3 separate regions of the Homo sapiens genome follow, and all the other regions are linked to region 1. The links are chromatin loops, found by intact Hi-C in ENCODE. Cell type or tissue: PC-3. All regions are shown on one strand.

Region 1 (8,000 bases):
CCTCTGGGACAAAGGAATAGGCAAAGAGCAGGGCAAGAGAGAAAACAAGTAGAGACACAGAGGGCAAAGAAGGAAGAGGACAATGTTGCCCAATGCAAAAGATTCCCAGAAAGATCAACAAGAATATGCAGAAGCAAATGGAGCACCATAACATAAATGCCACAGAAGCAGGGTTTTATCTATTTTGGTCATTGCCATATCCTAGGCCTCAACTCTGTCTGCCACAGACACTCAATAAATATTACTGACTGACTAAACAAAGACTGAAAGAAGTGGGAGAAGATAAAACTAAGATACCAACGGTGAGGCAGAAGAGAGGTTTTACTCAGTTCATCCATCCATCCATTCCATCCACAAACAGTTGTTGACTCTTTTCTTTGGGCTCAGCACTATAATCATCGGGAATAAAGCCACAATCAAAAGAGCCAAGACACCCTGCTCTTGGGAAGTTCACATTCTACTTGGGAAAGACAGGTGTCATACAGGCAAGCAAAGAAAGTAAATACAAAATTTTAAAAATGCTATGAAGGAAGCGAATCAGGATTCAGTAGGGGAGAGTAATTGGGTAGGGGGCAATGAGCATGTGGTCAGAGAAGATCTGGCAGAAGAAGAGGCTGCTGTTGGAGCTAGAATAAGATGATAAGCAGTAGCCAGTTATATGAAGAGATAGTAAAAGTGCATCCCAGTCAGGGTGAACAGCAAACATGGTCTCTGCTGTGAGCTGAATGTTGTGTCACCCCAGGATTCTATGTTGAGACCTAATCCCCTATGTAATGGTATTTGGAGGTGGGGCCTTTGAGAGATAGTTAGGTCATGAGGGTAGATCCCTTATGAATTGGACCTAGTGTCCTTGTAAGAAGAGACATGCAAGAGCTGATTTCTTTCTTGGCTGTGTGAGGTTATAAGAAGGTGGCTGTCTACACACAAGGAGGAAAATGCTCACAGACACCAAATCTGCCAATGCCTTGATCTTGGACTTCCCAGCCTCCAGAACTGTGAGAAATAAATGTTTACTGTTTCAGACATTCAGTCTATGGCATTTTCATTATAGCAACCCAAACTAAGACACTCTCAAAGATGGAAATCCATTTAGGCACACAGAGGGACAGCAAACAGTCCATGTGGGTACAGTAGTGTTCAAAGCGGGGGGGCGTGTAAGGTGAAGTCCTGATGCTAGCAGGAACCAGATGGTGTAAATGGCAAGGAACTTGAGAAGATAACAGGGGTGAATAAATGATGTCATCTGACTTACTTACTTGAAAGTCACTCTTGTGTCAGGGTTGTGAAGGGGCAAAAATAGAAATGAGGAGACAACATAAGGGGACTGATGAGAGAGGACAGTGGCTTCCACCACTGCAAATGGTGGCCCTGGGGAGCAGAGAAGTGGGCAGGCTTATGACCTGCTTACTGTTATTATCGCCCTCATTTCGGAGATGAAGAAATGGAGATCTATTGAACGTACCTTGGAAAAGGAGTGGACCCATCTTGCTGAAATGTTCAAACAAACTGGAAAGGAAGAGAATAGATCAAGAACGGCTGGCATGTTCCTAGCTAAGAACTGGATGGATGGCAATGCCATAGCATGAGATGGGTAAGGGCTGATGGGGACCATGCTGAGGAGGGTGCTCCTTGGGGAGATATGCAGAGTTCCATTTAGGACTGGTTGAGTTGAGATGTCCATTGAACATCTAAATGGAGACGTCTACCCACTTGGGTGGATTGGGAGTTATGGGCCCATATGACACCATGCAGAGAGTGTAGAGAGAGAAAGCCATTGATTTAAAAACAAGGTTTTTTTAACAAGACAGTTTTTTCCAGGCCGGGCGCGGTGGCTCATGCCTATAATCCCAGCACTTTGGGAGGCCAAGGCGGGTGGATCATGAGGTCAAGAGATCAAGGCCAGCCTAGCCAATATGGTGAAACCCCGTCTCTGCTAAAAACACAAAAATTAGCTGGGGGTGGTGACACGTGCCTGTAGTCCCAGCTACTCAGGAGGCTAAGGCAGGAGAATCACTTGAACCTGGGAGGCAGAGATTGCAGTGAGCCGAGATCATGCCATTGCACTCCAGCCTGGTGACAGGGTGATACTCTGTCTCAAAAAAAAAAAAGACAGTTTTTTCCCCCTTTCAAATTAGCTAAAATGAAAAAGAATGGAAAAGACTCTGTTTCTCAGTTTTGGCAAAGATGTGGCAAAATGGACACTCTTTCAAACACGGCTACCAAGTGAGCAACAGAGCAATGTGTATTTAATGCCTTAAAAGTCAATATATCCTTAAACCCAGCAACTACAGTTCTAGGGATTTGGTGGGGAGGGGGGGATGTGGAATGTGCACAAATATGTCTATCCATCTGTATGCTCATGGTAGCTTTCTTTAAATATTGAGAAATAGAGTAGTTCAGTACAATGGAGTACCACACAGCCATTAAAAAAATGATGTGGTAAAATTTTACTATTGTGTCAGAGACAATAACGAAAGATTTTGAAATGAGCAAAGGGGTATGGAATGTCATTTGCATGGAATGCTTCGTGGCATCTAGTGGGCCCTTTGAGGTAATCTGATTCTATAGGTGTCTCCACCTTGCATTGTCTTTGATGAGGCTGTTTTGCAACTCTCCAAGTTGAAAAAAAAAAAAAAGGCAGTCATTCAAATCAATCTTATTCATAGAAATACAAATGAATTTTGCCCTAATTGTTGCTAATTGTTGTCCACCCTGCAGAAAATATGATTCCAAATGTAACATTTTATGGCCGTGGAGATAGTAACCCGCTTTGCATCTGTTAACAAATCATTTTGGATATTTCTGATGGCCTACAGGCTACAGTTTCAATGTGTCCCCTCCAAAATTCTGGTGTTAAAAATTAATGGCAAGTATGCTAGCGTTAACAGGTATGAGCCTTTAAGAGGTGATTAGGTCTTGAGGGTCTCTTGCTCGTGAATGAAATTAAGACCCTTATAAAAGAAGCTTTATATAGCAGTCAGCTCTCTTGCCCTCCACCTTCCCCACATGAGGATACAGCGTTCCTTCCCTCCAGAGGATACAGCAACGCGGTACCATCTTAGAAACAGAGACTAGGCCCTCACCAGCCTTCATCTTGGACTCCCCAGCCTCTAAAACTGAGAGAAAGTAAATTTCTGTTCTTTATAAATTAACCAGCCTCAGGCCAGGCGCAGTGGCTCATGCCTGCCGGGCATGAGCATTATAAATATTATAATTTATAATATAATATAATATAAATTATATTATTTATATAATATAAATGCTACAGACCAAGGACTGGAAAACTATGGGTTGCCAGGCAAATCTGGCCTGCCAACTATTTTTGTAAATAAAATTTTATTGGAACACAGACACGTCCATTTCTCTTCATATTGGTTTTGTACTATAGCAGCAAGGTTGAGAAGTTGCAACAGAGGCCTTATGGCCTGCAAAGCAAAGAATATTTACTATCTGGTTCTTTAATGTTAATGTTTACTGACTTCTGCTATAAATGAAAAACTATTACAAAGCAGGACTCCAAAAATGCATTTTATGTGCATACACAACACACACACACACACACACACACACACACACACACAGAGTCGAAAGTGCAGGAGGGTATAGGTATACAGTAAAACATTTTCTAGGAATCATTGTGGATTTGAACATCTTGCCTTTATACTCCACCCGCCAGTCATGACAGAATCCTCTGAATACTAAAGGGAAGTCCAACCTTAGAATTCTCATAAAATGTTTAATATAAAGTTATTTAAAATGATTCATGAAAGCTGCAAGATGGGGTGGACTTGGAATCAGGTAACTAGTTTGTCCAAGCTTGCCCAAGACTTATCCAGTTTTAAAACTAAAAAGTCCCATGCCCAGAGAACCTCATCACTCCCAGGCAAACTGGGGCCACTGATCACTCCAGCGGGAAATCGTATACTATCGTGGCTTAGGTCCTAGATCTGCTACTCACCAGCCACTTGACACCATTTACCCTGTCTAAGCTGCACTTACTTCAACTGCAAATATATACTCCCCTGTTCTGATATCACCGTGAGTATGAAGTGAGTTAGTGCATGCATGTGTGTTCAGTAAACCATGATGGCAAACAAAAAAAAAAAAGGTCATTATCACTTGGTCCCCTACATAAAATGATGCAACGGCTGGACATTGTGTGACATTACAACATAGATAGGATGAGAGGAAATTACCTAGAAGGTTGTCATGTAATTATAAGGTTACCACATAATATAATTTGTTGTCTAAACCAGGACAGTGTTGAGAGTGGAAGGGGCACCCAATAATGACATTGGCATAACAGGAGTAAACCAAGCCCATCCTGGGCAAGCCTGTACATAGTGTCAGGGACCACAGGGTAACATGGCGTTAAGGCTGGCTTCATGGGTGTCAACCTGTACAGTCACACACGGCCTCACACTCAGAGGGCCGTGTGCTTGGTTTCATGCTCTGATACTTCAGAGCGTGAAAAATTGCTCTTGAAATGCCGTCTTGAAATTCTTAATAATTTTTCAATATGGGGCCTCACGTTTTCATTTTGTGCTAGGCCCTGCAAATGATGTAACCGATCCTGCTTAGGGAGAATCCTACTGGGCAGCGAGACCAGATGGCATGACCTCTGAAACCCATTCCAGGCCTAGGCAGCTAAGCTTCCCCAAGGAGAAAGTTTCAGTTTTAACATCAGCTAGTTCAGATCCCCTGGAGTTAAAAATAACAGTCCATGATGAAGGAAAGGATGGAGGCTGGGGTCCCCAGGCGTCCTCCCTGCCCACTCAGAGCAGATACCGGCCTGCTGTGAGGAGCCTGCCAACACAAGCTCAGAGGTGCTGCTCAGGTTCCACCTCACGCCTGTTTGAACTCTGATTTCATCCGTGGCCAACTTTTCTGCAACCTGGTAAAGGCTTGGGCAACTCAGCAGCCAGATGAACCCTAGAGGGCACTGGAGTGTTAGCCATCCCTCAAAGTTAAACTTACCAATCTGGCAACCCCCAGCCCCACTAATGCTGCGAATGCCATTTATGGGGCTTTCAAGGGCAATAACTGTAAAATCCAGCTCACTGTCTTAACAAACCAGAACAAAGCCGGGTGGCATTGCCAGAGAACTGCAGCTGCTTGCACTGCAACTAAAAAGTCGATCTTAAACTCTGGGGCGAACCCTAGAAAAGACAGCAAGAAGTAAACCAATAGAAAAACCACTCCAGGTTTATTCTGGAGAAGGGAAGGGGCCGTGGACACTGACCGTTTTCAGGTTGCACCTCCCAGAGCCCCAGTCATTCCCATTAGTTACAACAGACTTTCCCAACCCCAGTGCTACTGACTTTTGGGCTGGATCACGCTTTGTTGTGGGAGCTGTCCTGTGCACTGAAGAATGTTTAGCAGTGTCCCTGCCCTCTGCCCAGAGAGGCCAGTACCACTTCCCCCACTCTCCCACACATTGTGACAATCCAAAACTGTCTCCAGACTTTGTCACATGTCCCCTGGGGTGCAAAATTGCTTTCAGTTGAGAAGACCTTGTTTACGGCATAAAAGATCGTCTACATGAATGTTGATTATGGGAATCAAATGAGTTTAGAATGGTTCATCCTCTTAGGACAGTACCTAACAAGTTAAGCACTATATAAGTATTTGTTAAATAAATGAAAAGATTGCACCCCACTACCCCCACCCAGCCCACATGCCAGCAGGAGCGCCCCACTCACCCTACATAGCAATCATTCCATGCGCTTCTCTGTGTCTCTACAGCACCTCCACCTCTATTTTTTGCTTTTGCCTCTATTTATAGCTCTGCCACTTGCTACCAGGGCAAATGTCTTCACTTCTCTGAGTTTCTCAGCTGAAAACAGAACATCTTATTCATCTCATGGAATTGTTTTGATAATTAAATGTGTTCCTGTATGACAGGCACCTGCAACAGTGGCTTGCACACAGTAGGTGCTCAGGGCCTAATGAAGAGGTATTGTTTTTACCACCCAACATTGCCTGACAGGTGTTTGAACAAAAAATGCACCTACATTGCATGGACACTGTGTGTGTGTTTAGGACTAGAAACTTGGCACTGGATTCCAAAGAACAACATGGGATTTTTCTTTCTCTTCCCTCTCTCGCTTATAAATGAGGGCACAGCTGGGTTCTGTGATAAAATGCCCAACTCCACCTGCTCTAGATGTTGCAAAGGTAAGTTTGGGCTCCTATAATTCTGCTCTGTGACACACCTGCTTCTGCAGCTCCTTCCTGGGGTGGGGAGTGGGGTGGGGACACCTGATCATAGGGTGAGCAAGCGGCTCACCAGGACCGAGGGGGTTTCAGGGAGGTGGGACTTTCAGTGCTAAAACCCAGAATGTGCTGGCCCAACCAGGATAAGTTGATCACCCTCCCTGAGAGTTTGGGATTCTATGAGGACTCCTGTCTAGAGTGCAGCGCCACTGCGAGGGTGGTCCTTTATTGTCAGAAACCTCATTCCCAGAAGGAGACATGCAGTGGAAACTGAGCGTCCTCTGCCCTGCGGTGCCCAGCTCCATTCAAGGCAAGCTTGGTCCCTCTGGCTTTCACGGGGATGTGAACACCTTGCCAGGCTCCTCTCTGCTCCTTCCTCACTCCTTGGCACTGGCCTTGGCATCCTCTAGCTGAGCCCAGGTCCTGTCCCTGAAGAGCTGCCGCCCCAGCCCCACTGCCAGCACAACCCCTCCCACCCCACCTGTCCCAGGGCCACCTGTGCTCACTTCGGCTCTATCTCTGCTTGGGGGCCACTCTAACACTGGTTCTCTTTTCACCTTAAAAAGAGTTGCTGGAACCAAACCCCAGTGACTTGTCAGCATTCACGCCACTCCTTCCAAACCCTCCAGAAAGCACACCTGTGGATGAGAGGCGCAATTAACGTTATCAGTCGTGAAGGATCAGAAGGAAAACCCAGTGGCCGTTGGGAATTGTGAGTGCCATAACCACTTCAAGCATTTGGGGTTTTGTTTTATTTTCTCTGGCCTGGAGGGGTGTGGAGAGGGGCCATATATAAGACAAAGCCAGTTTTCTCTTTTTGAGACAGAGTCTCCTTCCGTCACCCAAGCTGGAGCGCAGTGACGCAATCTCAGCTCACTGCAACCTCTGCCTCCTGGGTTCAAGCAATTCTCATGCCTCAGCCTCCCGAGTGGCTGGGACTACAGGTACACCCCATAATGCCCGGCTAATTTTTTGTATTTTTAGTAGAGATGGTGTTTCGCCATGTTGGGCAGACTAGACTCGAACTCCTGACCTCAAGTGATCTACCCACCTTGGCTTCCCAAAGTGCTGGAATTCCAGGTGTGAGCCACTGTACCCAGCCCACTTCAAATTTACCACTCCAGACCTTTGTTCTAGATGGGGAGAACTGGACCCTATGGGAAATCATACGGATCTGAAATTCACCCCGGAAACTGACCTGGGGTGAGGACAACAGGTGGAATGAAACCCCAAGCAGACCCTATAGAGGCAAGGAAGGAGATTGAGACCCTTCTGCAGAAAGCTGTTATGAGCCTAGAATTTTAACTTATGCTATTGACACCATGCCAAGCACCCAAGGAAAAGGAAAGAGAAGAACCTACACCGCCTCCTCCTTGCTAGTGAGTGAGGTAAAATGATCTGGGGAGGAAAAAAAACAAAAAAAATGAGGTGAGAAACACCAGATGGAGCAGAGAGACTGCCCAGAAATTGCTGCTTTTGTCAACCTAGATTTGTTTGCAGGTGAGTGCAGTGTTGATAGAAAGCAAGTCTATTTCCAGAGGGGATCCCCAGGATCTCCTATCAAAGAGCAAGCTCTGGAGCTAGTCCCCAGATGCAGACAGATCTACTGACCGAACCACGATCACTCCAACCCCAATCTCCCAAGAGGTTCTGAGGATACAATAGTTCTCAATCCTTAGGTACACACATTGTTCACAGGGAGTGACTCGGTGGTTATTAATGGCTTATTAGGCTGTTCTTGGAGGTAATTTACATCTCGTTTGAGCCTCTGCTTTTCAGGCATT
Region 2 (8,000 bases), 710 kb after region 1:
ACAAGACTAATATCCAGAATCCACAAGGAACTTAAAGAAATTTACAAGAAAAAAAAAACATCAAAAAGTGGGCAAAGGATATGAATAGACACTTCTCAAAAGAAGGTATTTATGCCACCAACAAACATACGAAAAAAAGCTCATCATCACTGGTTATTAGAGAAATGCAAATCAAAACCACAATGAGATACCATCTCACACCAGTTAGAATGGCAATCACTAAAAAGTCAAGAAACAACAGATGCTGGAGAGGATGTGAAGAAATAGGAATGCTTTTACACTGTTGGTGGGAGTGTAAATTAGTTCAACCATTGCAGAAGACAGTGTGGAAATTCCTCAAGGATCTAGAACCAGAAATACCATTTGACCTAGTAATCTCATTACTGGGTATATACCCAAAGGATATAAATCATTCTACTATAAAGATACATGCACACGTATGTTTATTTCTGCACTGTTCACAATAGCAAAGAATTGGAACCAACCCAAATGCCCATCAATAATAGACCGGATAAAGAAAATGTGGCACATATACACCATGGAATACTATGCAGCCATAAAAAAAAGGATGAGTTCATGTCCTTTGCAGGGACACGGATGAAGCTGGAAACCATCATTCTTAGCAAACTAACACAAGAACAGAAAACCAAACACCGCATGTTCTCACTCATAAGTGGGAGTTGAACATGAGAACACATGGACACAGGGAGGGGAACATCACACACCGGGTCTGTCAGGGGATTGGGGGCTAGGGGAGGGATAGCACTAGGAGAAATACATAATGTAGATTATGGGTTGATGGGTGCAGCAAACCACCGTGGCATGTGTATACCTATGTAACAAACCTGCACATTCTACACATGTATCCCAGAACTTAAAGTATATTAAAAAAAAGAATAAAAAAACTCTGCACGAATTTAAAAATAAGTAAATACATATCACATTACACTGTAAAAAAAAAACTTAAAGTATAATTTTCTTAAAAATCAGATGCAGAACTGTGAGTCAATAAATTCTGTTCATTATAAATTACCCAATCTCAGGTATTCTCTTACGGCAGCACGAAATGGACCAAGACACAAGTGAAAGTGAAAATGCAAGCCACAGAGTGAAAAAAGATATTTGCAATACATATATTCAACACAGAATTAGTATCCAGAATATACAAAGACAAATCGACAGTGAAAAGACAGACAAACCATTTTTTCCATACTTAAAAAAGATCAAAGACTCAACCAGAAACTTCACATAAGAGGATATCCAAATCATCGATAAACATTAAAAAAGATCTTGATATCATTAGTCATGAAGGAAAATGCAAATTCAAACTATACATCTGCCATACCAGAATTGCTAAAATTATTAAAAACTTACAAACCGAGTTTCAGCAAGGATGGAGAGCCATGGGAACTTTCAATCTTGCTAGTGGAAATGTAAACTGGTACAGCCACTTTGAGAAATTTTATCAGCAGTGCCTACTATGATTACACTTCTAAGTCAACACTCAAAAAAATGTGTATACTTGTGTACTAAGAGACATGTAAAAGAGTATTCACAGTAGAATCACTTGTAATGTCAAAAACCAAAAGTCCAACCATGGTACAATGGATATATAAATTGTGATATATTCATACAATAATTTTAAAAATCCATTGCTAAATGCAACAACATGGATCAATCTCACAACATAATGTTGAGCAAAAGAAGACAGAAACAAAAGGGAACACGCTTTATGAATCAAAAACAATGAAAACGAATCTATGGTAACATAATACAGAATAGTGGTTCCTTCTTCAAGAGGTGATAAATGACTGGGAGAGAGCAAGAAAGAGTTTCTGGGGAGGTAGCTATATTCTCTATCTTGACCTGGAAAGAGATTTCACAGATATATACATTTTGTAAAACTTCATCAAGCTTTACACTTTGATGTGTCTTGTTGTATGTGTGTTGTATTTTGATTTTAACATTTTACCAAAAGACAAAGAATGAACTATAGCTATATTTATTAACATGGATAAATCTGAAAAATATGATGAGTTAAAGGAGCAAGTCTCAAAATAATATATACAGTATGATTCCACTTACATGAAATTCAAAATAGAGAGGTAAATAACTGATTAACACAAAATACAGGACAGTAATTTCCTCTCAAGCAAAGGGAAGAGGCAATCGGAGAAGGGTACCCAGCGGTCTTCTGGAGAACTGTAATATACTATTTATTGGCTAGGTTGAAAGTATAGAAATGCTTATCTTCTAGTGGCTCTTTAAAGTGTACCTATGCACTGTACATGTTTTTTGCATGCATGCTATGTTTCACAGCTGTAAAATATTTTAAGAGTAATACAACTACTGAATTACAAATTATCAGAAAACCAAAATGAGAACTTCTGATTTTCTGTCTTTTCATTTATCTGAGCAGCAGGTAATATTGTTATATACCATCTGCAGAACAGTCTTCTTTGGGTATATTACTAAATATACTTATGAAACATAAAAATAAATAACAATTAATAATCCAGTAAAGTATCAAATAATGCTGAAAATTAAAAAATGAAAATAACTTCCAAAAATCCACAACATACTTATTTTAATTTTTCAAAAAGAACTTTATTAGAAAGAAAAAGAAAACTAAATGAAAAAAAATGAGATGCTTAACAAAACTAGAAAAAGGTGAGCACAGATCCATAAACACTTTAAGACTTCGTATTTCCAACTACTTACTTTAAAATGGCACACTTGATTTTAAAACTTAAAAATAAAAACAAATTTAAAAATCGTACATTTAAATCATTGTTTATTAATATATCTCTGACTTAGAACACTCAATATTTAAATTTCATTAAAATTAAATGTTAAAATATAAGCTGTTATCCATTTTTGTTTATTAAAAAGGACAACCCAAACTGTTCAATATTACCTGACAAACAGAAACTTGTGAAATTAAAAGATGTCATTACAAAGCCTCACTCATTAAAAGAAAGAAAAAGAGAAATGTGACTAAATTGTCAGAAAGCTGACTTACTGGGGGAGAAAAAAGCCTAAATGGCCCAAGGACCATTATTTTCAAAGCTGCTCCATCCCAGTTACAAATAGTTGCCACTTGGCCTCATCTTAGTAAATACCTAAGAGTGACATTTAATTAGCACATTAATGTTGAAAATTAATGAGTAGCTAAGAGGTTTTATATGTGTGAAATGTTGTATTTTATTGTGTACTCTAACAAGCAGTTTTCACTTCTCATTTATGTAGCAGTCCTATTTCTAGAGTACAAGGTTAAGTGTCTATCAGCAAGTGTCCATTGTATAAAAGATTGTCAAATTAGTCAGATTTGGCCAGGCACAGTGGCTCACGCCTGTAATCCCAGCACTTTGGGAGGCCAAGGCGGGAGGACCATTTGAGGTCAAGAGTTGGAGCCCACCCTGGCCAACATAGCAAGACCCCGTCTCTACCAAAAATACAAAAATTAGCCAGGCGTGGTGGCGGGCACCTGTAATCCCAGCTACTCGGGAGGCTGGGGCAGGAGAATCACTGAACCCAGGAGGCAGAGGTTGCAGTGAGGGGAGATCGCGCCACTGCACTCCAGCCTGGGCGACAGTGCGAAACTCTATCTCAAAAAAAAAAAAAAAAAAATGGCCAGCATGGTAGCTCATGCCTGTAATCCCAGCACTTTGGGAGGCCGAGGCATATGGATCACAACGTCAGGCATTCAAGACCAGCCTGGCCAAGATGGTAAAGCCCCGTCTCTACTAAAAATACAAAAATTAGTTGGGCGTGGTGGCAGGCGCCCGTAATCCCAGCTATTCAGGAGGCTGAGGCAGAGAATTGCTTGAACACAGAAGGCAGAGGTTGTGGTGAGCCGAGATCGTGCCATTGCACTCCAGCCTGGGCAACAAAGTGAAACTCCATCTCAAAAAAAATATATATATATATACACACATATATGTGTGTGTGTGTGTGTGTGTGTGTGTGTGTGTGTATATTTATTTATAAACAGTTTCTTTTTTGTTAGTAGGAGCTCCTCTGACAGCAGAAATTGACCAAGAGCAACTAGATGTTGATCATGGGTGATCATCACCAAAAAAGGGAGCTGCCCGTGAAATGCAAGTAAGCACAGAAGAAAGGTCTCCCATGTGGCAGAGCCAGTTTCTATGCACCAGCACCCAAGCCCTAGTCCCCATTCCTACCCCACATCCCCACCGAGACAGAGAACAGGCCACCAGCTCTCCATCTGGTCAGTCAGGTTTTGCAATGGCCAAGCAGAAGATTCGGATCTGGTACTGTTCTGCCCAACACAGTAGCCCCTAATCACATGTGGCTATTTAAGTTAATTAAAATTAGAAATTCAGTTTTTCAATCACACCAGCCACATTTCAAGTGTTCAATAGTCACGTTTACTGGTGGCGACTGTATTGGACAGTGCCGCCTATAGAACATTACCATCAGAAAGTTCTATTGAACAGTACTGCTGTAGAACACATATCTGCCCAAACATCAGGGTTATTCACAAATAAAATGAATGTACTTTTGGCAGGTAATATTTAAGAAGGTTTTACTAAGAAGGAAAGGTATTGATTGGCTCCTTGCTAAATTATCCAACAATTTCAGGAGGAGCAATTTATAATGTTATATAGTATCATTTACATATAAAAGTGGAGTTTAACAAAGTAAAAAGATTCTTTTGCATGCCCAGACTAAAAAATTAAATCAATATTTTTAAAGTGAAAAATGTTTGCTCACATAGATTAACTTCTTCAACCACAAGTGGGTTTTCATTATACTTGATCACCATCTGCTGGCCATGTTATTAAACTGCACACACAAATGAAATGCTAGCTATATTGGGGTAAGACATACAGAATCCCAGCTTTTTGCCACAATGCATTCCTGGAAAACCATATCATAAAGAGGATCATTATAAAGCAAGTCACATTTTCCATAAGGGCAGGACCATAATTAGAATCTTCATTCCAAACTAAAATCTAGCATCAAATAACCCATGGCAAAATCTCATTAAAGCAAAGATGTAAAAACTATAGTCCTCTATAATTATTTAAAATAGGATAATTATTCTCCAAGTTCTTTCTTACAGGTATGAACACATGTATTATTTAGATGACCCAACATGAGTTAAAAGATAAATATAATTTATATAAAATTAGCCTAAATCTGATATGGTAAAAATAGTAGGTAGTTAATAATAATTATTTGCACTCTCCTAGAAATCCTAAGCAATCTGGTGTAGGCTCCTAATAAAATGGCACCTAATTAAATGCCTTCTTTTTCATCAATAAATTCCTCTCAAATAAGCAGAAGCAACGTGTTTCTTCCATTGTAAAGCAGTGTTTAAAGGTCAGGGTTTATTTAACATTACTCCTCTTCACCCTACCCTAACTTTTAATCAAAGTTTTCAGTAAAAATAATAAGTGCTATTAAATCATTTTTTTACATCTTTCCCTATCCCAGAACCTCACTGCACTTTGGTGATAAGCTACCAGACCACGTATACTTCACTGAAAAGACATAAAATTACTACAAGCCATTAACAAGAAGCTTCAAAACATTTTTCACAGAATTGTAAAGCAAGAATACAACCTATTACTTTTGTGTTCTTTGAGATAAAGCATGAAGAATATATAGATGATGTGAACTAAAATCAAAATATTAGTTACCAGCCGAGCACGGTGGCTCACACCTGTAATCCCAGCACTTTGGGAGGCCGAGGGAGGGGGATCACCTGAGGTCAGGAGTTCGAGACCAGCCTGGCCAGCACGATGAAACCTCGTGTCTACTAAAAATAAAAATAAAAAAATTAGCCAGGCGTGGTGGCACACGCCTGTAATCCCAGCTACTCAGGAGGCTGAGGCAGAAGAATCGCTTGAACCCGGGAGGCAGAGGTTGCAGTGAGCCGAGATCGTGCCACTGCACTCCAGCCTGGGTGACAGAGCAAGACTCCATCTCAAAAAAAAAAAAAAAAAAACACACAGTTACTTAGGCAGCTTCAAATATATGGCGTGAAAAAATGTAAACAATGAGGCCAGCCACTGTGTGTTCCTTCTATCCTTGAAAAAGAGGCCTATTACATTGTTTAAAGATTCCTATAAAGCCTCTTTTAAAATAGAATTACCATTCTTTATTTTGATATTGTGCAGGATTCATACTTACAATCATAACCTTTCTGCAGAGTCATAATTTATTTTTCTCAGGGAATACAAAATGACTTTTAGTAACTGAAAATAATTAATGACCAACAGACTTTAAGATAATACCCTTTGGGAGGATTAGTAATTAGGGAAGCAAAAGCATGGTCAAACAATCTAACAAGCAAGGCCCTGATGAACTATTACAATAATGATCACCATACCAGTGATGATGGTGGTAGCCGCAGCTAACACTTAACAGGCCCTCTGTCAAGGGCTCTACACGTCTTATTTCACTTTGTCCTTACAACTCCATTTGCAAATGGAGATAGTGGTAGTACTAACCCCGAAGTTAGTACTACCACTATCTCCATTTACGAGTGATGAAACTGGGGTTTAGAGAAATTAAGTAACTTGCCTGAGGACAGATGGTTGCCAAGTGTCAGAAGTGGAATGTGAACAAAGGCAAACTGCTTTCTTTCAGCTCAACCTAGAAATAACCAAAAACAAAGGTATAGCTGCCCAGGATTGCTGACGCAGCACAAGTGGAAAAAAACAGATAAAACTGAAATTTCCATATTTGCTGCATAAAGTACTTATGCCTATATGATACACTAGAAAGAACATGGGTGTGAAATCATAAGGCCCTGCATTCCAATATTGGATCCATCACTGGAAAAGTCACTGGACTTTCCTGAAGCTGTTATCTTGTCTATAAATACAAAAGGGCAATGATGTCAGCCTCACTGGACTATAGAGAGGATTCAATCTGATGACTTGGAAAAGATTTCTAGAACAGTACCTAGCATGCAGTAGGAGATCCATAAATGGTATGACTTGCCTCACTTGGCCTCTGCTTTCACAAATTAGAAATACAAGTGGAATCCACAAACATTTATTTACTAGAAAATTTTTTATTTTTATGTTTAAATGTATATATATCTGTTATACAAATTTATTAATTTGCAATGTGTATGCACAAACATTTTAACAAGATGATATTTCAGAAGGCAACTGAACAGTATCTATCAAAATAAGAGTGTGATTATTAGAAATACCATAGACACATTTTTTTTACAAGAACGTTTTTAAATGTACACTCCAAACTAGTCCAAATCCCTAAAGCTAACCACCTTTAACAGTTTCATGTGTGGTACCCAGAAAGATTCCCTGCACACGAACACATATGTATCCACAGAGCCTCTAAAACACATATACACAAACACAAACGGAAGCTTCCTATACTTTATGTACTTCTTTTTAACTTTATCCTATTAGATCTTGCCATAATAACCTATATATATGTGTGTGTATATATATGTGTATATGTGTGTGTGTGTGTATATATATGTATATATATGTGTGTGTATATATGTATATGTGTGTGTATATATGTATATATGTGTGTGTGTATATATATGTATATATGTGTGTGTATATATATGTATATATGTGTGTGTGTGTGTATATATATATATATTTTTAACCATTGCACAAGATGTTGAACCAACTAATAACTCCACCAACAAAGCAATTTCTCACCTAGGAGTCCATAATAGCCCAAAACAGATGCAGGCATATAATAATCCTTCTTGATATTCTAACTGATAATTTGGCATCTTGAAATCATGGACCAAACTAACAGCCAAAGTTGTCCACATCCTTACCATTCCTGTCTTTTTGTGGGCACTTGGAAATTATATTACAAACCCTCCAACTACAAACCCCAACATCGGTATTTCACTTTCTGTCCAATAGGGAACATCCCACCACTATATAAAAAGGCTCTCACCCATGCTTCTCCTTGCTACTTCTGCCTCCTGACCAACCCTTGTGCTTCTCCACATGGCCTGCATGGTGTGG
Region 3 (8,000 bases), 160 kb before region 1:
TTTTTTTTTTTCAGGCTTTGCTTTCTAGAGGGCCCAGTCCAAAACAGTGGTCAAATAAGATTAGGAATCATCCAGCACTTTGGGAGGCCGAGGCAGGCGGATCAAGAGGTCAGGAGATCAAGATCCTGGCTAACATGGTGAAACTCCGTCTCTACCAAAAATACAAAAAAAATTACCTGGGCGTGGTGGCGGTCGCCTGTAGTCCCAGCTACTTGGGAGGCTGAGGCAGGAGAATGGCATGAACCCGGGAGGCAGAGCTTGCAGCAAGCCGAGATTGCACCACTGCACTCCGGCCTGGGCGACAGAGCAAGACTCCTTCTCAAAAAAGAAAAGAAAAGAAAAAAAAAGATTAGGAATCGTACATACTTTACCCTGCTCCTCACCTAGAGGGCAGGTTGCAATGCCCATAAGCACGTCAAAGGCCCTGAGAAGTTCTGCGGTGGAAAAAAAACCCAAACACCTGTTTAACTTATAAGGTAATGTTTACTGGACACTTACTCAATGACAAACAGGATTCTAAGAACTTTACATGTATTAATTTGTTAACATTCCTACTACAACCCTCTGAGCTAGGAATTATTATCCCATTTCACAAATAGGGAAACTGAGGCATGGAGCTGTTAAGTAACTTGTCTAAGGTAATACAGTTAACAAGTAGAAAAGCCTGGGTTCTAATCCAGGAAGGCTGGCTCCAGAGTGAGTGCTCATAATCACCATGCTATATACATACTTTGCTTCATCTCTTATTTTTTGATGATGGATTGTTTTTAATTGGATTCACCTGTTAACATCAACTGAACTGGTTCTACTGAAAAGTTTGCTGTTTACAGTAGGAGTTTATCTTGATTTCCTGCACAGATGTCATGCAACCAGCAATGATCTTTCTGCCCTTATCTGCACAGAGGCCTAGCCCAACCCCCTGATTAGCGCATAACTTTGCACTACAATAAACACTCTGAGGAAGGGAAGGAAGGAACAAAGGAAGGAAAGGTTGTCCTTATAAAAAGACCAGGGCCCCTGTCTTAAAAGAAGAAACCCTGGGTAGAAATTCAGTAGCATTTTCAATTTCTGGTTAAGGCCCAGCCCTCAAGTTGACAGTGAAAGCCTTCTTCTAGTACATGCACGGCCATCAGTTGCTCTACTTCTTTGTGGCTTCTAAACATGGGCATTGCCAAGAAGAAAACTAGGAAGGTCTGCTGTGATGATGAGGCATGATCCCCTGGTTTCTGGGAGTGAAGCTGCCAGGTACAGTTGCATAGGTTGTATACCGCACAACTGTAGCGGGTACTGTTCACATCGTTTTCATTGAACACTTGCCCTGCATGGGAACTACACTGTGTGGCAATTGCAATGCTGAGGTTTGGGTGGGGTGGAGTGAGAGTAATTGCAGGACTAAAATCATTACAAACACAATCTGTCTTATCAGGGTGTAGTCCGTGCCATATCACAAAGCACCAGGAAGTTCTGACACTGGCGCCTGGAAACTTGCCCTGTCTGAGGCGAGACCTGGGTTCCAGTGGGAGTGTCTGAGTGGCATCTCCCTGACCACACGGCATGGGGCACTCGCTTCCTCTAGCATTATGTGGAGCTCTGACTTGCCTCTATGGACATTTGGGGCCAGATCATCCTTTGTTGTAGGGGTCTGTCCTGTGCATTGTAGGATGTTCAGCAGCATCCCTGCTCCCTACCCCCAAGATGCCAGTAGCACCCCTCATCCCAAGTTGTGCAACCAAAACTGTCCCTAAACATTGCCAAATGTCCTTGAGAGGAGCCAAATCACCTGGGTTTGAGAAACAACACTGTAGAGGTTAGCTCAGTGTTCTCTCATACAGTCACCACTAGCCACATGTGACTTTTTTTTTTTTTTTTTTTGAGACAGAGTCTCACTCTGTCCTCCAGGTTGGAATGCAGTGGTGAGATCTCGGCTCACTGCAACCACCATCTCCCAGGTTTAAGCGATTCTCCTGCCTCAGCCTCCTGAATAGCTGGGATTACAGGTGCCCACCACCATGCCTGGTTAATTTTTGTATTTTCAATAGAGACAGGGTTTCACCATGTTTCACCATGTTGGCCAGGCTGGTCTCGAGCTCCTGACTTCGGCTGATCCGCCCATCTCCCAAAGTGCTGGGATTACAGGCATGAACCACCACTCCCGGCCCACATGCAACTTTGGAGCACTTGAAACGTGTCTGGTCCAAACTGAGATGTACTCTAAGTGTAAATTATACACCAGATTTCAAAGAGTTAGTGCACAAAAATGTAAAAGATCTCAATAATAATCTTTAAACATTGATTACACGTCAAAAAGAATATTCAGGATACATTGTGCTAATTAAAATATGTTACTTCAACTGTTTCTTTTTAAAACTTTTTAAAATGTGGCTCCAAGAAGGCTAAATATTACATGCATTCCTTGCATTAGATCTCTACTGGGCAGTGCTGATTTAGCTCTCCTCCACTTGTATTAGTCCTTTAGGCAACATTGTGAAGTCAGTTTCCTGGGGCTGCCTCTCTCTTACCCTAGCCTTTCCCCTCCCCAATTCCTAGAGAAACTTCTGCTGCATCTTGGCACTCTAAGTTGAGATTTTTTCATTTTATTTACTTATTTATTTTTTTGAGACAGTGTTTCACTCTTGTCACCCAGGCTGGAGTGCAGTGGCACAATCTTGGCTCACTACAACCTCCGCCTCCCAGGTTCAAGCAATTCTCCTGCCTCAGCCTCCCGAGTAGCTGGAATTACAGGCGTGTACCAACAAGCCTGGCTACTTTTCATATTTTTACTAGAGACGGGGTTTCGCCGTGTTGGTGAGGCTGGTCTGGAACTCCTGATCTCAAGTGATTCAACCATCTGGGTCTCCCAAAGTGTTGGGATTGCAGGCGTGAGCCACTGTGCCCAGCCCCTAAATTGAGATTTTTACTGATCATCCTCAGATGATCTTTAAAAAGATGGTCTTTGGAAAGATGGTCTTTGAAATTTCACCCCATCAAAAGCACTAAGGAGGAAGGATTCAATCAGCCTGCTCCTCCACACTAACTGGTCACACCCCTGTCCCATGGGCATCTGCATTTTGTGCCACCCGGTCACGCGGTCCTGTTGTTTTTGCCACCCTGGTACCGCTCCATCAGTTTCTCAACCACTGTTCCTGACTCTCATCTTTTCTGCAAACTACCAGACGCATTGCTCTAATCCTATTCACCCCTCTTTAACAATTTTCGATGGCTCTCTCGTGACACCCGGAGGAGGAAGCCCTGACTCATTCGCTGGAGCTTCAAAGCCCATTGCAAACTGGCCACAATCCCCCTTCAGGAGGCCATCATCATCACGGGCTTTACTTCCTGTTCCAACCAAATGGGTACACTTCCTTGCACTGTTCGCCTCTTCCTCACTTGGCATCCTGCCCTCCTTATTTCTGCCCATCAAAACCTATTTACCTGTTAGGACCCTTTTAAATCCCTCTTCTTCCCAGAAGCCTTCAGGGTTTCCATGGTGACCTTTCTTATCTTTAGGACATGTCGGCACCAATTAATTGGGAACGTTCATCCAATTGTCTTGAGGACACTCTGGTATCAAACTGATCTTAATAGACTGTATCACTCCTTAGCTTTGCATCTTTGTTCAGTTAATTTTTTTAAAGAGATAAGGTCTCAATCTGTTGCCCAGGCTGGAGCGCAGTGGAGTGATCAGGGTGCACTGTTGTTGAATTCCTGGGCTCAAGCAATCCTCCCTCCTTAGCCTTCCAAGTAGCGGGGACTGTAGGTGTGAGCAACCATGCCCAGCTATTTTAAAAATGTTTCTGTAGAGATGGGGTCTCACTGTGTTGTCCAGGCCGGCCTCAAACTCCTGGGCTCAAGTGATCCTCCCATTTCAGCCTCTCAAAGCTCTGGGATTGCAGGCCTGAGCCACCATGCCTGGCTAATGTTTTTCATTTCTTTAGCTCTTCTTCACTCTTCAAATGTCTGAAAGACTTCTGTGTGTTTTAGATCTTCTGTAAACACTGCTTATTAAGTTTGTAAAGTACTTGCCTTATGTGAATATACTCACTGGAATAACTAGAGAGCGTATTTTAAAGTGAGGGATCATCCTCCCACATTGGAGAGAGATGGTGATCTATTTAAGCTTCTTGCTATTCCCTAAAACCTCCACACTGTACATGCCACATCTGTGGATTCAGAAATATTTCTTAGTTAGTTTAATGGGGAATGCGGCCCCCATTCAGAAGAACAAATCCAATGGGAGTTGGTTCTGGTAGAGACAGCTGTCCACCACAACTATGCATGGCCGGGCCCAGCCCAAATGTCCTTCCCTCCGCTGATAGGGGTCTTGCTGGCCATGGTGGCCCCCAGTCTTTGGCAGCACATCTGAGGAACAATCTCCTTTGCTGTCTTTTAGGTTAGTGATTTCCTACGAAGCGGCTGTCCCCTCTTCTGCATCCAACTTGTCGCTCATTATTTGAACCGGCAAATGATGGCAATTAACCAGAATGGGGGCCTCATTTCTCTGCATCAAGTGGTGCCAGCCTTGGATGAGGAGTTGTAAACCTGATTCAAAGGGAGGGAGGAGAGACAGCGTGCCCAGGAGGGTGGGCCTTCCAGAATCACACGCCCCACATCAAATAACAAATCAACCTGCCCTAAGCGGTTATTTCTCTCTATTTGCATTACAGAAAAGCCACCCTCCGTTTATTTGGCTGTGAATGGCCCTGCCTCCAGCCTTCCTGGCAACTTTGCCAAGCTGGGATCAGCCTCGTGCAGGGGGCTGGTGCTTTGCCGTCAAAATTACCCCTTCCCTTTTGCTTCTGTGTTCAGGGCAGGACAGGAGGAAGACGAAGGTCCTCCCAGGCCTTTTTTAGGGACCCGTCCAGCTTGGCCTAAAAGCAGCGAAGAACCCACAGGAAACTCTACCAAATGGTTCTGCTCACCAGGCTCTCGGTGGAATGGGGGCCCTGAGCCACGTTCCTGGGTTTCCAGGGGCCTGTGCTCAGAGCAGCCAGTAGGTGTCTCCATCACACACTATTCGAGGACTCGCACCAGAGCAGACGTAGATAAGGCCTTCAGCTCTTACCCAGGTTGCTCAGGGAGGCTCTGGGGGTTCCTCAGGCACTGTCTTCTTGGGAGGAAGCAGGAGAGGGCATTTTAGGGATTGGGAGAGGAGCGAAGACTAGGCAGGCAGGACCAAGTGTGAAGGGATGGAGGGAAGGGCAAGTGCAGGTTTGCACAGTGGAAGAGGAGCTGGAAGGTGGAGCAATTCCCGCTGGGGAAAGGTGGGGAGAAGTGGGGAGGGAGGAAAAGGCTGAGGGCAGGCAGGATTTACAGAGGAGTTCAGTACACAGCCCCTGGAGGAAGGGCTGGGGCTGGGTTTGCACTGAAGTTCTAGCTCTTACTGGCTGTGGGGCTTTAGGAAAGTGATTCAACCTCTCTGCTGCCACTCACTCATCTATAATTGAAGACCCTACTACCACATAGAGGTGTTGGGCTATTTAAGTGAGAGTCCACATGAATAGTGCCTGCCGCCTAGTAAGCACTCAGTACATCTGAGTTATTTCTTATTAATTCGACAAGATGTTCAGGAGAAGCTGGTGCAAACTTGCGTGGCTCCTGCCCCACTTGCCCGCTCCTCACCCCCCCTTAAAGAAGCAAGAGGAGGCTGGGTGCGGTGGCTCATGCCTGTAATCCCAGCACTTTGGGAGGCTGAAGCGGGCACATCACTTGAGGTCAGGAGTTCAAGACTAGCCTGGCCAACATGGTGAAAGCCCGTCTCTACTAAAAATACAAAAATTAGCTGGGCTTGGTGGCAGGCACCTGTAATCCCAGCTACTCAGGAGGCTGAGGCAGGAAAACCTCTTGAACCTGGGAAGCGGAGGTTGCAGTGAGCCGAGTTCATGCCACTTCACTCCAGCCTGGGAAACAGAGCGAGACTCTGTCTCAGAAAAAAAAAAAAAAAAAAAAAGCAGCAGCTGGAAAACTTGGAAGCCAGATCTATTCAAACCAGCAGGACCTGTGGTGATGTTACTCAAGGGGTCCCTAAGGGACTGGCACAAGTCAGGGTGGAGCTATTATTTTAGTGGCATCATAGATGACAAGGGGATCCCCAATGATGGAAAGCAGCAAATGACTGCTCAGCTTTGAAGAAGGAAATGAGAGCAGACCAGCCTGTTAGCCAATGGCCAGCAGGCTTAGCCTTCTTTGAGAAGATGCTAGAATTGAACACCAACTATCTAAGGGACACAGGGGTGATGTAGCTTAGGGACAAAGAGCAGGAGCTCTGCTATAGTAAAGGCCTCAGCTCTTTGTCCCTAAGCTAAATAAATACTAAGGCTATAACTGGTTATGTGGCTGTAGGGCAAGTGACTTCAACCACTACAGTGCCTACTACCCCCCATGAGGGTGTTGTAAGGATCCAATGAGTTAGTATGTGTGAAGGGCTAAATAAATGAGGACTATTACTGTGAGACAGGAGGGAATAACCAAATGATGTTGTAAAGACCACACTGTCCCAGCCAAATCATTTACATTCATTTTTGCTTAAGGAGAAAACGTGGAAGGTTGGGGCTACAAGGGGAATCTGATCACTTTGCTGAACCAAAACCCAGAAAAAAGAAAATTATCAAGGTCATAAGCTCATTAAGAGCGAAGGAGGGACCGGGTCTCCTGAGTTTAAATACTTTAAGAAATTACTATTACTCTTCATCCTGATGTCAAGATATAATCTATGACAGTATTTCCCCAAATGTTTCTTAAAGGAATAGTCATAGGTTCTTCTAGAAACAGGATCTTATGGATTATTACATTTGGGGAATGCTGAATTAGAAAAAAATTTACATAGATTTTTTTAAATTGTAGGACTTCTCAGAGCCTTTTTTTAAATTTTTTTATTTTATTTTATTTTTTTTAGAGGAGTCTTGCTCTGTTGCCCAGGTTGGAGTACAGTGACACGATCTCGGCTCACTGCAACCTCCATCTCCCAAGTCAAGTGATCTCTGGCTCATTTTTGTATTTTTAGTAGAGACAGGGTTTTACCATGTTGGCCAGGCTGGTCTCGAACTCTTGACCTCAAGTGATCTGCCCACCTCGGACTCCCAAAGTGCTAGGGTTACAGGCGTGAGCCACCACACTCGGCCTTCTCAGAGTCTTTAATATGTCTAAACACATTGTGACTTTAAAAATTAATAGATTTTTAAGTTGCAGGACTTCTCAGAGCATTTAATATGTCTACACACATTGTGACTTTCCTAGACACCAGTATAGGGAAAAGCATTTCTCAAAGGAATAAACCATGCTACTCTTGTTTTCCTGGAATATCTCATGGAGCTAGTATTCATGGAATATAGTTGGGATTACCAATACAATTGTTCCTCAGTATCCATAGGGAATAGGTTCCAGGTCTTCCCATGGATACTAAAATATGTGGATGCTCAAGTCACTTATATAAAATGATGTAGTATTTGCATGTAACCTACACACATTCTCCCATATACTTTAAATCATCTCTAGCGGCACGATCTCGGCTCACTGCAACCTTCGCCTCCAGGGTTTAAGAGATTCTCCTGCCTCAGCCTCCTGAGTAGCTGGGATTACAGACGTGCGCCACCACACCTGACTAATTTTTATATTTTTAGTGGAGATGGGGTTTTACCATGTTGGTCAGGCTGGTGTCAAACTCCTGACCTCGTGATCTGCCTGCCTCGGCCTCCCAAAGTACTAGGATTACAGGCGTGAGCCACTGCACCTGGTGTATTATTTTAAAAAATTGTTTTATTATTGTATTGTTATTTTGAATTTTTAAAAGACATTTTCAGTCTGTGGTTGGTTGAATCTAAGGATGCAGAACCTTAAGAATCAATCTAAAAGTTCTTATTACATATAAGAACTTTTGATTTCAGAATGTCTTTATGGCAGTCAAGTGTGAATAACTAGCTCTGGGATCATGCTATATTATCAGGTCTGCAAATAAGCATGTCACAGTACAATCTATGCCACTTAATCTATACTGATGAATGTAT

The links. Hi-C counts contacts between places; a loop is a spot of excess contacts. Peaks named below come from ENCODE experiments on the same cell type or tissue, not always from the same donor. Only the 100,000 strongest peaks of a DNase experiment are listed, where the experiment ranks them.
Region 2: it touches region 1 in a loop (21-fold over the local background); 18 of 110 quality-filtered maps call a loop at or near these places.
Region 3: it touches region 1 in a loop (2.2-fold over the local background); 7 of 110 quality-filtered maps call a loop at or near these places.

The regions. Positions count from the first base shown.
Region 1 is chr17:65,451,189-65,459,188 of GRCh38, forward strand. It overlaps LINC02563 (long intergenic non-protein coding RNA 2563), which reads left to right and starts at 6,353. Exons shown (of 3, transcript NR_131984.1): 1 at 6,353-6,526; 2 at 6,846-6,928; 3 at 7,201-7,220. RefSeq lists an enhancer at 4,689-5,188. In PC-3, a CTCF peak has its summit at 4,948 (motif pointing right); no DNase peak of the experiment used is centred here; H3K27me3 peaks cover 217 bases.
Region 2 is chr17:66,160,946-66,168,945 of GRCh38, forward strand. The region is part of intron 4 of CEP112 (centrosomal protein 112); the gene reads right to left. Among named protein-coding and RNA genes, the nearest start is that of CEP112, 27 kb to the right of the region's middle. In PC-3, a CTCF peak has its summit at 4,792 (motif pointing left); a DNase peak (open chromatin) is centred at 4,796.
Region 3 is chr17:65,289,374-65,297,373 of GRCh38, forward strand. No RefSeq gene overlaps it. Among named protein-coding and RNA genes, the nearest start is that of RGS9, 160 kb to the left of the region's middle. In PC-3, a CTCF peak has its summit at 4,980 (motif pointing right); a DNase peak (open chromatin) is centred at 5,018.